3 separate regions of the Homo sapiens genome follow, and all the other regions are linked to region 1. Evidence: chromatin contacts called from ENCODE Hi-C or POLR2A ChIA-PET data. All regions are on one chromosome and are shown on one strand. The core of a region is the stretch at or near the end of the contact, and the rest is flanking DNA. Distances in the headings are between cores, read along the strand shown.

Evidence for each region. A loop is a pair of places that touch in the nucleus more often than their neighbours do. ChIA-PET counts read pairs that join two places held with the same protein, here RNA polymerase II (POLR2A). Pooled maps may share reads with other maps.
Region 2: a pooled map shows a loop between it and region 1 (2.8-fold over the local background). The contact joins two enhancer-like sites. A Hi-C loop is called at or near these places in 2 of 168 maps with a recorded cell type or tissue (endothelial cell of umbilical vein and psoas muscle), 3 of 37 single-sample maps with no recorded cell type and 8 of 50 pooled maps. POLR2A ChIA-PET finds 5 or more read pairs at or near these places in 2 of 52 experiments (A549 and H1).
Region 3: a loop to region 1 is called in a map of PC-9, with 4 times the contacts of the local background. The contact joins two enhancer-like sites. A Hi-C loop is called at or near these places in 1 of 168 maps with a recorded cell type or tissue (PC-9), 1 of 37 single-sample maps with no recorded cell type and 4 of 50 pooled maps. POLR2A ChIA-PET finds 5 or more read pairs at or near these places in 2 of 52 experiments (AG04450 and H1).

The regions. Positions count from the first base shown.
Region 1 is chr9:92,632,322-92,636,470 of GRCh38, reverse strand. IPPK (inositol-pentakisphosphate 2-kinase) reads left to right here. Exons shown (of 13, transcript NM_022755.6): 10 at 1,163-1,313; 11 at 1,983-2,085. Among named protein-coding and RNA genes, the nearest start is that of IPPK, 36 kb to the left of the region's middle. Within about 2 kb of position 1,615, at least 10 of the 41 ENCODE cell types and tissues checked have a DNase peak (open chromatin) inside an H3K27ac peak, as active enhancers do.
Region 2 is chr9:92,240,468-92,244,616 of GRCh38, reverse strand. IARS1 (isoleucyl-tRNA synthetase 1) reads left to right here. Exons shown (of 34, transcript NM_002161.6): 28 at 1,306-1,401; 29 at 2,287-2,463; 30 at 3,656-3,761. Among named protein-coding and RNA genes, the nearest start is that of MIR3651, 50 kb to the left of the region's middle. Within about 2 kb of position 2,201, at least 4 of the 41 ENCODE cell types and tissues checked have a DNase peak (open chromatin) inside an H3K27ac peak, as active enhancers do.
Region 3 is chr9:92,274,511-92,278,659 of GRCh38, reverse strand. It overlaps IARS1 (isoleucyl-tRNA synthetase 1), which reads left to right. Exons shown (of 34, transcript NM_002161.6): 8 at 374-461; 9 at 737-797; 10 at 4,139-4,149. Among named protein-coding and RNA genes, the nearest start is that of MIR3651, 16 kb to the left of the region's middle. Within about 2 kb of position 1,824, at least 2 of the 41 ENCODE cell types and tissues checked have a DNase peak (open chromatin) inside an H3K27ac peak, as active enhancers do.

The sequences.
Region 1 (4,149 bases), core at 366-2,865:
GAGATGGGGTTTCTCCATGTTGTCCGGGCTGGTCTTGAACTCCTGGGCTCAAGCAATCTGCCAGCATTGGCCTCCCAGAAAGTTAGGATTGCAGGCGTAAGCCACGGCGCCTGGAGATCACATGCATTTTGTTCTTTATTGACCATGCATGGATCTGCTGTAATTTTAACAAATCCCCTCTAGTTGGGCATGTGAACTTTTACTCCTGTTTCCCTGCATGTTGGCATTTTCGTGCCGGGTCCTAGTGAAATCTGCAGCTGACTACAGTTTTCCCCCTGCATGGACACCTTTCTTACTGTGTCTTTGCCTGTAGTTTGGTTCTTTGTGGGAGATGGTTGCTCCCTTCAGTGGCAGGAGATGATCTGGGACTTGGTACCTCCCAAGCTCACTTGGCACCCTGTACAGCACAGGTGCCAAACAACTGTGAGTGGCAAGTGGAGTTTTGTTTCTGCCTCTGTCCCTATGATATAACAGGTCCTTGTCAGTGGCTTTGACCCCTGTCTGTGGCTCTGTGTGGCTGGTTCTGAGCTCGTGCCTGTCGCCAGCCCAGGTCTTACCTGCCTCTCAGTGTGGGCTCATGGCTCTGGACTCTGCAGACAGTGTCCCAGGGTTTTCCTCCTTTAGTGGTCTTGCAGATTTAGGATGTCAGCAGGATCTTAGAAATTCCTTGCCTTGCAGTTGCAATGAGTCGAGATCACGCCACTGCACTCCAGGCTGGGCCACAGAGAGCAAGACTCTGTCTCAAAAAAAAAAAAGAAAAGAAAAAGAAGAAATTTTGTGACCTGACTTAAAATGAGGATTATGTCTAAACTTAGATCATAAAGTGACTTCCAGGGCTGTTGTGGTGGAATCTAAAGGACATTCTGAGAGTTGTGTTGGGAGAGGAGAGCCACGAGGCAGGACATGTGCATTTCTTGCTCCCTCCTTTGTGCTTGGCCTGGTGCATCCAGTGTGGTCCAGGCACGCTGCAGCTCCAGCAGCTCTGTGAGGCGGGAGCGTCATCTCGTCTGTCCTTAGTGCCAGTCCAGGGTGCAGTCCTTGCCTGTGGTGATGCCCGTATGGCGGAGCCCAGGATGAGCCCTGCGGTCTGCGCCGGCCTGTGTCTCCCTCCACGTTCTTTGATAATCAACATGCTCTCGTTTTCCCCTGATGTTCTCGGTAGGAAAAAACACCCCAGAGCGCTCGGGGTTACCGAAGGGCTGTCTTCTGTACAAAACCCTCCAGGTGCAGATGTTGGACCTGCTGGACATCGAAGGCCTCTACCCTCTGTACAACCGGGTTGAGCGATACCTGGAAGAGTTTCCCGAGGAGAGGTGAGGTCGGGCGGTCCCCCTGTTGGGCAGCCCTGAGAGGAGACTGTGGGAGTGGGCAGGGTAAGAATGCGCCTCCCAAGGCACAGCTTCCCAGGAGGATGAAGCATGCCGGCCACTTCCTACCCCAGTCCTCCGCTCCCAGGTGCCCAGGCCTGCTCTGGAATGTAGTGCCTTGTAAAGGAGGAACAGGGTCACTTGTTTCTAGAAAAGAAAGCACGTCTGTGACCTTGCTAATTCGAAACCCCAAGATGGGGCTGAGCCTGCAGAGGGCAGTGTTGCTCCACAGCTGAGCAGCGCTCCTGCAGGTCGTTCTGTGTCAGCCCAGCCTCTGTCCTGGGCTTTCACTGCGGGTCATTGGGGTCCACACCCGCGGTGTCCAGTCGGGGCCAGGATCCTCTTCCTTCCTCGCTGGTCTTCCTTGCATCTCTGACGCAGGATGCTACTTGTCATGAACAGGAGAAGGCTCAGCTTCAAGGCTCGCTGGTTCTGGTCTTGCTGAGTTCTGTTAAAAACCTTGATGTTTAACATGAGGGAGATAGATCTGTTATGTGTTTTTCAAAACAAAATGTGTGATGTTTAGTGGTGCTGGGCTTTGTAGACTGTTAGCAGTTTAAGAAACAACCTCCGTGCGGCTTTGTCATCCTGTTTTTATTGTGCTTTCTTCTTCAGAAAAACCTTACAAATAGATGGGCCTTATGATGAAGCATTTTACCAGAAGCTGCTTGACCTTTCCACTGAGGATGACGGGACAGTGGCCTTCGCGCTAACGAAGGTGGGCAGACCCATCCAAAAACTTGCTGTGTGATCCTTAGCTTCTTAGCACTAATCTGTTTTTTTGTTTTTTGTATTTTTTTTTCCATTACCTACCCCTGAGGTTTAAAGCAGAAAACTTGGGATCAAAAAGAAGTGGCTGAAGTTTCTCCCAGATGAACTGGGGCAGGTGGTGGTGCATTGAGGTTTTAAGGGGAATTTCCCTTGGTTGAGTTCTGCCCTGGCCCGTTCCTGGTGGGGTCAGGCCCCAGGGGCGGCCGATCTGCAACCCATCTGCATGCCTTCTCAGCAGCCCACAACAGGCTCTCTGCCAACTGTCCCTTGCTACAAGGCCCTTGCCAGGGTCCTGGGACCCCACCTGTGCCTCTGCCCTGCCCCTGGCTGTATGCGGGCGGCTTCCTTCCCTTAGAACCGAGGCCAAGGGACAGCCTGCAGGAGTCTCTTAGGGAAGAGGACTGGCCCTGTACTTCCTGGGTCTGTGAAATTCAGGGCTCCATGAGCTTGGATAGGAAAAAAATGGCATCTTCATTTTCACTAAGCTGTACCTGGAATTTAGCATTTCTTTCCATTACGAATGTGGCAATGAGCCTGTGGGTTCATCAGGACCCAGGAGTTTGCCACTAAGAGAATAAAAAAACAGACTTTCCGTCTCACACTGTAACTGCAGACACTTTGAGATGTGGTTTATTCATCACTGCATTAAATGTTACATATTACTACGGAATACATTTGTTTTTAAAAATATTTTGGCTCAGCACTTTGGGAGGCTGAGGTGGGAGAATTACTTAAAACCAAAAGTTGGAAGCCAACCTGGTCAACATAGTGAGACGCCCATCTCTACAAAAGAAAAATTAAAAAATTAGCTGGACGTAGTGGCGTGTGCCTAGAGTCCCAGCCACTTGGGAAGCTGAGGTAGGAGGATGCAGTCAAGGCTGCGGGGAACTGTGATCATACCGCTGTGCTCCAGCCTGGGTGACAGAGCAAGCCCCGTCTCAAAAAAACATTTTTTTTTTTTTTTGGTATTTTACATTTCTGCCACCTGTATTTTATATTACACATTTTAAAATGTTATCCTGGGCCGGGTGTGGTGGCTCACGCCTGTAAACCCAGCACTTTGGGAGGCTGAGGCGGGTGGATTATGAGGTCAGGAGATTGAGACCATCCTGGCTAACATGGTCAAACCCCACCTCTACTGAAAATACAAAAAAATTAAGCAGGCGTGGTGGCAGGCGTCTGTAGTCCCAACTACTTGGGAGGCTGAGGTAGGAGAATCACTTGAACCTGGGAGGCAGAGATTGCAGTGAGCCAAGATTGCACCACTGCATTCTAGCCTGGGCGACAGAGCGAGACTCCATCTCATAAAAAAAAAAAAAAAAGTTATTCTGAGAGAGGCCCATAGGCTTTACTAGGCTGCCAAAGCCTTTACAGGACAATAAGCAGTGAGGAAACCTGTTCTGGAGCGAGCTGGCGCTCCTCCCCACATGTGCATGCACCGCTGCCTGGAGCCCTGGGACCCACTTGCCCTGTCCCGTTGACATGTCTGTGGCTCACATTTGGGAGAGAGCCCTCAGTGCTTTCTTTAACTGGGGCTGCAGCTGTCTGTTTTGAGGAGAACTGAGGATGTCTGGTAAAGCCTCAGGTGAGGCTCTGACGCAAAGGGCCACAGGGATGTTAGCAGAGGCCCAGGGCAGAGTTGTCATCCTGGTGAGGAGAGTTCCAAGTGGAGCCCTGGGGTGAGAAGAAAGCAGTGGCACCTGCCTCGTGCTGTCTGCCAGTTGGGTACGTTGATTTAGGTATAAACAGCAGTGTGGCGGGTTTTTTCCTAAGAGAAGAAACAGGACTTTATTTCCTTTTTATGTATTTCTGTATTTTTCAGTTTTCCACAAAATAAGTATGGATTACTTTTTAATTTTACTTTAATCTTTTAACCTGATATGTAAATGTAGTGTTGTAAGCAGCTAAAGCAGACATTACTTAACTAGCAGAAGGGCTAAAATAAAGACACTGAAACAACACCAAATGGAGGTGCAGAGAAACTGGATCTCTCATCTGTTGCTGATGGGGA
Region 2 (4,149 bases), core at 952-3,451, 390 kb after region 1:
AATAAGTACACAGAGGGCTCCTATCCAAAAATAGGTGTAGGGTGAAAAGTGGTCAGGGAACACTCTTTTCAAGAGAATATACAAACTGTTTTAGATTCCAGGATCAATATTTTTTGCCATATTGGAGAAGAGACTATCTCTTTGCAGTCCTGACCAGACATCCCCAGTCAGCATAGTTGTAAGATCTCGCATGTGGGTTTGGGGATATTGCAGGGGTCCCTCTGTGCTTAGCATACCATGTGCAGGGGAAGGTAGAGCAGCACCTCCATGAAAGGAAGGTCGACCTCCTCAGTCCTTTACCCAGGCGCTTAAGTTAGATGTGTACAGAACTCTACGTGGGAAGACAGTGGCAAGGAGTCGGAGGTATCGTAGCTGGGAAAGAAGGCAGGGAGGAGGTTTCTAAACACTGACAGTGGGCAGTTCTTCCTCATTACAGCAGATGTTAGGGGCCTGAAAAGTTGTCCACCTTACAAAAGTGTCATGTGATGCTTCTGAGTTTCTTGACATGGCTTACATGTTGTAGTGGCCCTGCACTGACTGGAATTTTGAGTTTATCATGCATTTCACTACCTCTGATGCCTTTATGAAGTGAGTCATTTCTTAACTTCTCTGTTTACTCAAAGGTAAATGAGATGATGCCTAATGTACAAGTCTTTTGTAGAGTATATTTTACTCTGCAACATGCTGTGTAACAGAAGCGATAGTGTCATTATTGCTACATCATAATCAGCAACCTTCAGAATAGATGAGATAGAAACATTAACCTTAGCAAAAATATGGCAGTTTAAGTCACAGAAAGTTTTGTGGTCCATTGTAGAATTTGTCTTGAGTCGTTCTGACAAACCTGAAGATCACAGGGGTCATGGTATAGGAAAGTCACTTGGAGTTGACTGCGCTGAGGCCGTTGATCCACTTGTTGTGGCCTGAAAAGCTGTGCTGCTCCAAGGGCTTCATGATTATTGATCTTACTTATTAGAAGAGTTGATATTACTTCTTAGATGGCCAAAAAGCAGAGTCATGTGAGGGACTCTGATAAGAGGTGGTCCCAGGGCATCTCCTGTGAGCAGCACCCTACAAAAAAACAAGAAACAAAAACCTGCACACCTTTCTCCAGAGACAGAGGACTAGCTGATTATGAAGAAGTACCTGAATGATAAACTAGATTAATTTTATTGCTTTTGCTCATTTGTGTGAAAAAATAGTGCTGCATTATAGACTCTCCAGATTTAAATAACATTTTGCTGAGTTGGGAAGAAGTGTTTCTCCTTATTTGATTGTCATGGTGTGCACTGTTCATTCCCACAGGCTTTGGTCCTCTTAGATGTCACTCCTGACCAGTCAATGGTAGATGAAGGAATGGCTCGGGAAGTCATCAATCGCATACAGAAACTTCGCAAAAAGGTTAGTTTGTCAGTTAAGAATAAGCTACTGTTTTGGCTTTTTGTTTGTTTTGGTTGTTTGGAGAAGATAGGAGAGGCAGGTAATATAAACCATAGTGATCAATGCATAACAATCACTAATCCATAGTCCATTTGGAATGTATTCTGCAGAAAAGTCACTCCTCTTCCTCTCCCCACGTGTTCACTCCCAAGTCGTAGCTTTCAGCCAGCCTGTGCCTTTTCCCATCCTTTTTTTTAGCTCCGTTGGGCTTCTACAGAATATCCCCTGTGACTGGAGCAGAAGGTAATCAGAGCTGATAGTGTCTTTGCAGAAGGGCAGAGGTGCAGTCAGCATAGACAGGCTTCTAGCTTAGGGGAGATTCCCGGATTTGGACAGAGTTGGGTAGTTTTTCCTTATTAGAGAGCTGAGGAATATGCAGGGAGCTCATCCTGGAGCGCAGAGGGGCTGCAAAGCCCCTGCTAGTGAGAGAATCAGGAATTTCTTGCCCTGTAGAGGGCAGTGACAGCTAACATACATCTTTCTTCCCAGACGGTTCAAGGTCTGAGGAGGCTGTTCCAGCAGATGAGTGGGTGCTTGTGACCTCTGAATCAGTTCAGAGCTTTGTAAGTGGGTTCTAAGTAATTTCTTGGTTTCAACATTCATGAGGTACTGATTGTTCTAGGAAAAGAAACATGCCCTATCCCCCAAAGAGTGGTGAAAAAGACACAAAGTTAATCATGTACTGAGTGCAGTTAGTCTTACGGATCACCCAGCAGGGAGGGAAGGGTGACTGCCCTTCTGTGATGATTCAGCATGGGATCTGTAGCCCTTGTTCAACAGTACCTTCCTTCAGTTCTGATTAATAGAATGTACTTCCCTTTTAAATTTTTCTGTGTGTGTTTTCAGTGCAATCTGGTTCCAACTGATGAAATCACAGTGTACTATAAAGCAAAGTCTGAAGGAACATATCTGAATAGTGTTATTGAAAGCCACACAGAGTTCATATTTACCACCATAAAGGCTCCCTTGAAACCATATCCAGTTTCTCCATCGGATAAAGTCCTTATTCAAGAAAAAACACAGGTGAGTCCTGAGTTCCACTGAACTACTACTAAAGGGTTTCAGATTAGGTTTGACTTTGTGTACTCACGTGTTGATATTCTGTCCCACAGTAGAGATCGGCACAGCACTCTGTCTTGAAGTATTGCTCTGGACAGTAGTGGGTAGAGTCAGAGAGTGGAAGCTCAGAAAAGATGGAGCAGGGAGGGAAGATGGAACTGTTTTCACAACAGTTCTCTTGAGGAAGGTAGCCAGGAGGGTACATGAGCTTTGCCCGGAAATAAAATGGCCTGTTTTTTCTAAAACTAGAAAAGGCAGTGTGTGGATTCTGGTAATTATCATTAAAAGTAAATAGCAATTGGCTTGAAAAACATTTAACTCTTCTGGTAGTGGGTTCTCCATAAAAGTACAGTACAAAAAAAGAAAGATTACAATAGCATTTCTGTTGTTACATCTAGGAATTTTAGATATACTTATGAAAGTATGATATTAAGGTAGGGAAGATATTGGCTTATAACTTAGAAGTAGATCATTTAGACTGGGCACAGTGGCTCACACCTGTAATCCCAGCACTTTGGGAGGCCAAGGCGAGCAGATCGCTTGAGGTCAAGAGTGCGAGACCAGCCTGGGCTGGTGAAACCCCATCTCTACTAAAAATACGAAAATTAGCTGGGCATGGTGGTACACGCCTGTAATCCCAGCTACTCGGGAGGCTGAGGCAGAAGAATCGCTTGAACACAGGAGGTGGAGGTTGCAGTGAGCCGAGATTGCATCACTGCACTCGATCCTGGGCGACAGAGCAAGACCCTGTCTCAAAAAAAAAAAGTTGATCATTTAAAATATACCTCAGTCACTTGCTTAATCATTTGCTCCGGTCTCATTCTATGAGACAAGTAGGACAAGACAAGGAGGGGCTGATGATGGCTGTTTATTTTTTCAGTGAGGCGAGTTGCAGTGTAGTTTCATTTTGTATTTTGCATATTGTGTAATTATTTGACTTTTTTTAAGTGAGCATATATTTTTAAGAAACCAGGATAAGAAGAGAAGAAAAATGGGATATAAATTGTAGCTTTTGATACTTTGAGTAATGAGATTGAATATGTTATCAATTGTGTACAGCTCTTGTTGTTACTGAGAAGTCACTGTGTTACACGATGGTGTGGCACATTGCAGTCAGGTGCCACAGTTACTCAGTCATACGTTCTCATGTGCTCAGTTGAAGGGATCTGAACTGGAAATTACACTCACCAGAGGATCTTCCCTTCCTGGTCCTGCTTGTGCATATGTCAATCTTAACATTTGTGCAAATGGCAGTGAACAAGGTAAGAGTAAATTCCATGATTTGTGTGACTTTTTTTTAGTTATACTTATGGATGTGAAAAAACAACCAAAAAAACTTATGGATGTTTTTAAGAGAATTGGAATAATTATTTAATCATGTTTAATAGATAACTTTTTCTTCTTGTCATCAAAATGAATTCACTAGGCGAGATGCAGTGGATCATTCCTGAAATCTACCACTTTTGGAAGCCAAGGTGAGAGGATTGCTTGAGGCCAAGAGTTCAAGACTAACCTTGCCAACATAATAAGATCCTGCCTCAATTAAAAAAAAAAAAAGGGCCAGGCATGGTAGCTCACACCTGTAATCCCAGCACTTTGGAAGGCGGAGGCTGGTGGATTACTTGAGGTCAGGAGTTCAAGACCTGATAA
Region 3 (4,149 bases), core at 575-3,074, 360 kb after region 1:
ATAGACACCCAAATGAGAATGTCTGAGAGGGGGTGATATGTGGCACTTAATTTGTGAGCTACTTTGTCAATGTTATTTTTAAACATTGACATGTTTACCTTATGAAGGAAAAAATAAAGATTTACTTAAAATGGATATCTGAGCGATAAATAATAACTACCAACTGCCTAAGTGCATTTGATGTTTTTGTCATTTTCATGTTTGGGAAGCAGTATACCATAGTGTTCTTTGCAGTATTTCTCTGTGAGTACTGGGTACAGTAGAGGCACATGGTACAGGAGCTCCTCAGGACAAAAGTATGCTTGATGCATGTCTTTGGAATCAGCCAAGTTCAGAATATAACCCAAGTCCATGTTTTTCCTTTTTCTCGTAGATGTTGCCAGAGGACGATTACTCATTTTAATGGAAGCCAGATTGTCAGCCCTCTATAAATTGGAGAGTGACTATGAGATCCTTGAAAGGTGAATATTCAAATAGTTGCTCTGTGTTTGTGTGCATGTGTCTGTATGTGTGTCTTTAGTTTTAAAAAGAAATAAACTTTGTTATCCAAAAGCTTGCATTATTCAAATTTAGTTTTAAGTACTAATACTATACTAAGTACTTTGCAGTCACACATTACAGCATGAATGGCTAGGGCTAAGAAGCCAGTAAACCAGAGGGGAGTGGTAGCTTGATGTGGCTGCAGCCTCATATTTGATTTTAATCTAATTGTGAGTTTGCCTTTCTCCTTTTCTAGATTTCCTGGTGCCTATCTTAAAGGCAAGAAGTACAGGCCCCTGTTTGACTATTTCCTGAAGGTAAGCTTAGGGACCGCTACTGTGGGCGCTCTCCACAATCTGATTATTTGATAGCTGGGGTGTTGTGAGAAGTGGAATTGACATTACTTTTATGAGTGTACCTGAATCCAGAAAGTCTGCTTTAGTACCAACAAAATTAAATTGTTTGTGTAGCTTTCTTGTCTTAGAGGATTTTTTTTTTTTTTTTTAAAAACAGGGTTTCCTCTGTCCCCCAGGCTGGAGTGCAGTGGCACAATCACAGCTCACTGCAACCTCGACCTCTTGGGCTCAAGTGATTCCCCTGCCCCATCCCGAGTAGCTGGGACTACTGGCACACAGCACCACACCGGGCTAAGTTTTTAGTTTTTTGTAGAGACAGAATCTCGCTATGCTGCCCAGGCTGGTCTTGAACTCCTGGAATTGCAAGCATGAGCCACTGCACCTGGCTGGGATTTTTTGTTGTTGTTGTTTTTGAGATGGAGTGCAAATATCGTGCAATAGCGCGATCTTGGCTGACTGCAACCTCTGCCCCCCAGGTTCAAGCAATTCTCCTGCCTCAGCCTCCCGAGCAGCTGGGATTACAGGCATGCTGTAATTTTTGTACTTTTTAGTAGAGATGGGGTTTCACCATCTTGGCCAGGCTGGTTTTGAACTCCTGACCTTGTGAGCCACCGTGCCTGGCCAAGCTGGGATTTTTTATTTGAATATTTTTCTCAAATTGTATGAGGAATCATTTTACATTTGATTGGATTTTTAGGTGTATATTTTTATTGCATGTAGTCTACATATCACCCAGGGTATTTATTGAGGTTTTTGTTTGTTTGTTTGTTTTGACAAAGTTAAGATAGTAATCACAGTAAAACATCATGTGGAAAGGTAAACACAATTTTATTTCAAGGAGGTTAATGAGGCAGGTGTTTTAAATCTAGGCACCACGACAGAGCTCATACATTTAGCACCTTAGTTTCTTCAGAGTCATAAAGTTGTTTTATGTGGTTTTATTTTCTGACAGTGGAGAATCCACAGCTACAGTTGCAAACCCTGCTGTCCCCACTCCCACACTCTCTCACCGAAAGAATAGTGTCAAAGAGGAATTTCTCCGTCCTTATTTAAAGGTCTTGAAATGAGATAATGAGCAGACCTGGCCTTATGTGGAAATAATAATCAACTGGACATATCACTTACGTCCCATCCCAGAAAAAAATGTTCGCTGAACCCTCAGTTGTTTCTGTTCCGTGTGGGGAGAGTCTGGTTGATTAAGGAGACCTCTGTGGTTTGGGCCCTATCCATGGTGTGTCTGTTACCTGCCTTTTCACTTTTGTGCCTCTTGAGTGTTTTCCCACATTTCTCGTTGCCTACTTGATAGCCTTCTTCCTCCTCCCACGTTGCTGCCCAGTGGATTTCCATATGTTCTGCCCTCATCCCATTCCTCCCTACAGGCGTTAGTTATTTACCAGCAATTAGGACGTGCCCTCCCCAGTCGGTATGTGGCAGAGCTGCTTCCTGACCACATCCTCCCACATTACTTTAGACATATCCTTTATTCAGTCAAACTGGCTCTTCCCTTTCCTGCTTCCCTGCCTTTCTTTAATTAAGTTTTCCTACTGTCTTAAAAGTCTTTATTTTTTTCTTATGTTGATATCTGCTGAGTTAACTCACCCTTCAGGTCTGAACTCAGATGTCCTCTGAAAGTTTTCTGAAATGCATCTTTGGTTTCTCCCTTGGAAAAATGTCATTACTTCATTCCATTCTCCTATCATATAGCTTAACATACTTTGTTTTATGTTGTATTTTTTTTATTATCTGAAATCTCTTCCACTGGATCAGTGACTCTCACCTTTCTGAATCACAAAACCTATTGAGAACCCAAAAACTCAACCCCCTGAAAGAATGCACATGGATACACTAGACAGGAACTTTAGGTTAAGTAGAGGTCTGTCTGGAATATGCACTTGGTAGGTATTAAGTTGAATAACACCTACTCATTAAATAAGCTTCTTAAACTACCTGAAACCTTCGGTGACTTTAGGCAAGTACTATAAATCGTTTGACCCAGGACGGAATCATCTGATGTTCACTGAAATATACCTGTTGTGAAATATCGAGGGAAGCTGAGTCAGCGGACACTGCCTATGGAGCAGCACTGCTGCTCCTGGTGGTTGGTATCTACTGACCTGGGTGGAAGCAGCCCAGCCATGGCCTGGGTAGGCCCAAAGTAGACCCTGAGAGACAAGATGCAGTGACTTTGTCTATACTGCTTCTAAGTATAGAACATGTAACTAAGTATACATGTAATTCTAAGGACCCATGTATTCTGTCTTTCTGTTTAAACTATCGAAGTTTTAGCACCTATCATACTATAACTTCTAAAATGTTTCAAGGTGATTTAGGTTACAACAATTAAAATTTTATGGTTATTTTTCAAGTTTAGTTTTAAGTTCCAAAGAAACCGAGTGCTGTGATGTAATTGAAAATAACATTGTATTTGCAACCAGAAGACCTGTTCCATGTCCTGGCTTCATCATTGCTGGTTGTGTGATTTGGATAAGACTAAGTTTAATCTTTGTTCTGAGCTTGCTCATCTGTGAAATGCAAATACAGCCAGAATATTTTTAAGACATGGGACTACTAATAGCTTGTTCACAGAATTATAGGAGTTAAATGTGAAAATCACTTGTGAAAGTACTTTTTACCAATGCAAAAAGGAAGGACATCAAAGGGCCAGTTTGGCAGAAACAAGGGTTTGTGGAAAGAAATGTAAAAAGATGAAAGTAGAGTAGGTCTGTTAGCATTATATGTATTAACATGATGATATTGCTGTTGCAAAGAAAATGAAATTGAACACATTTCCCCTGAGTATTAAGGTGGTGGAGTACCTGTAAGTAGAACTTACTACTCGTGGCTCCCACCTGTTCCTTTCAAGATTTGCCTTTATGACTGAATAACTTGAGCTGAGTTGAAAGGAGAAAGAGAAGCAAAACATATGCAGTGATTGAAAATGTACCAGGAAGTGAACAATTTAGGGAGCATGCTTTCTGAGACTGTATCCTAAACTGCATAGGGACAAAAAGTTGGGGGAGGGAGAACTAATGAAAAACACGTTTGTAACCAAGGAAATTAGAAATTTTTATCTGCCATTCTCCAGATAATTATTTCGTTTATAAGTGGTAACTTTTTATTTATGGGAAAAATGTATTGAATTAGCATGTTTCTTCCCAGCCTGCATTATTCTTTCTTTTCTATTTCTGAAAATAATTTTACCGGTTAAAAGCATTTTCAGGTTCTTAGGAAAAACTGTTACAAAGTTAACGTTGTAACACAGTAATGTTTCATCCCTGAAGCCTGCTGTCCTTTCTTTCCAGTGTAAAGAGAA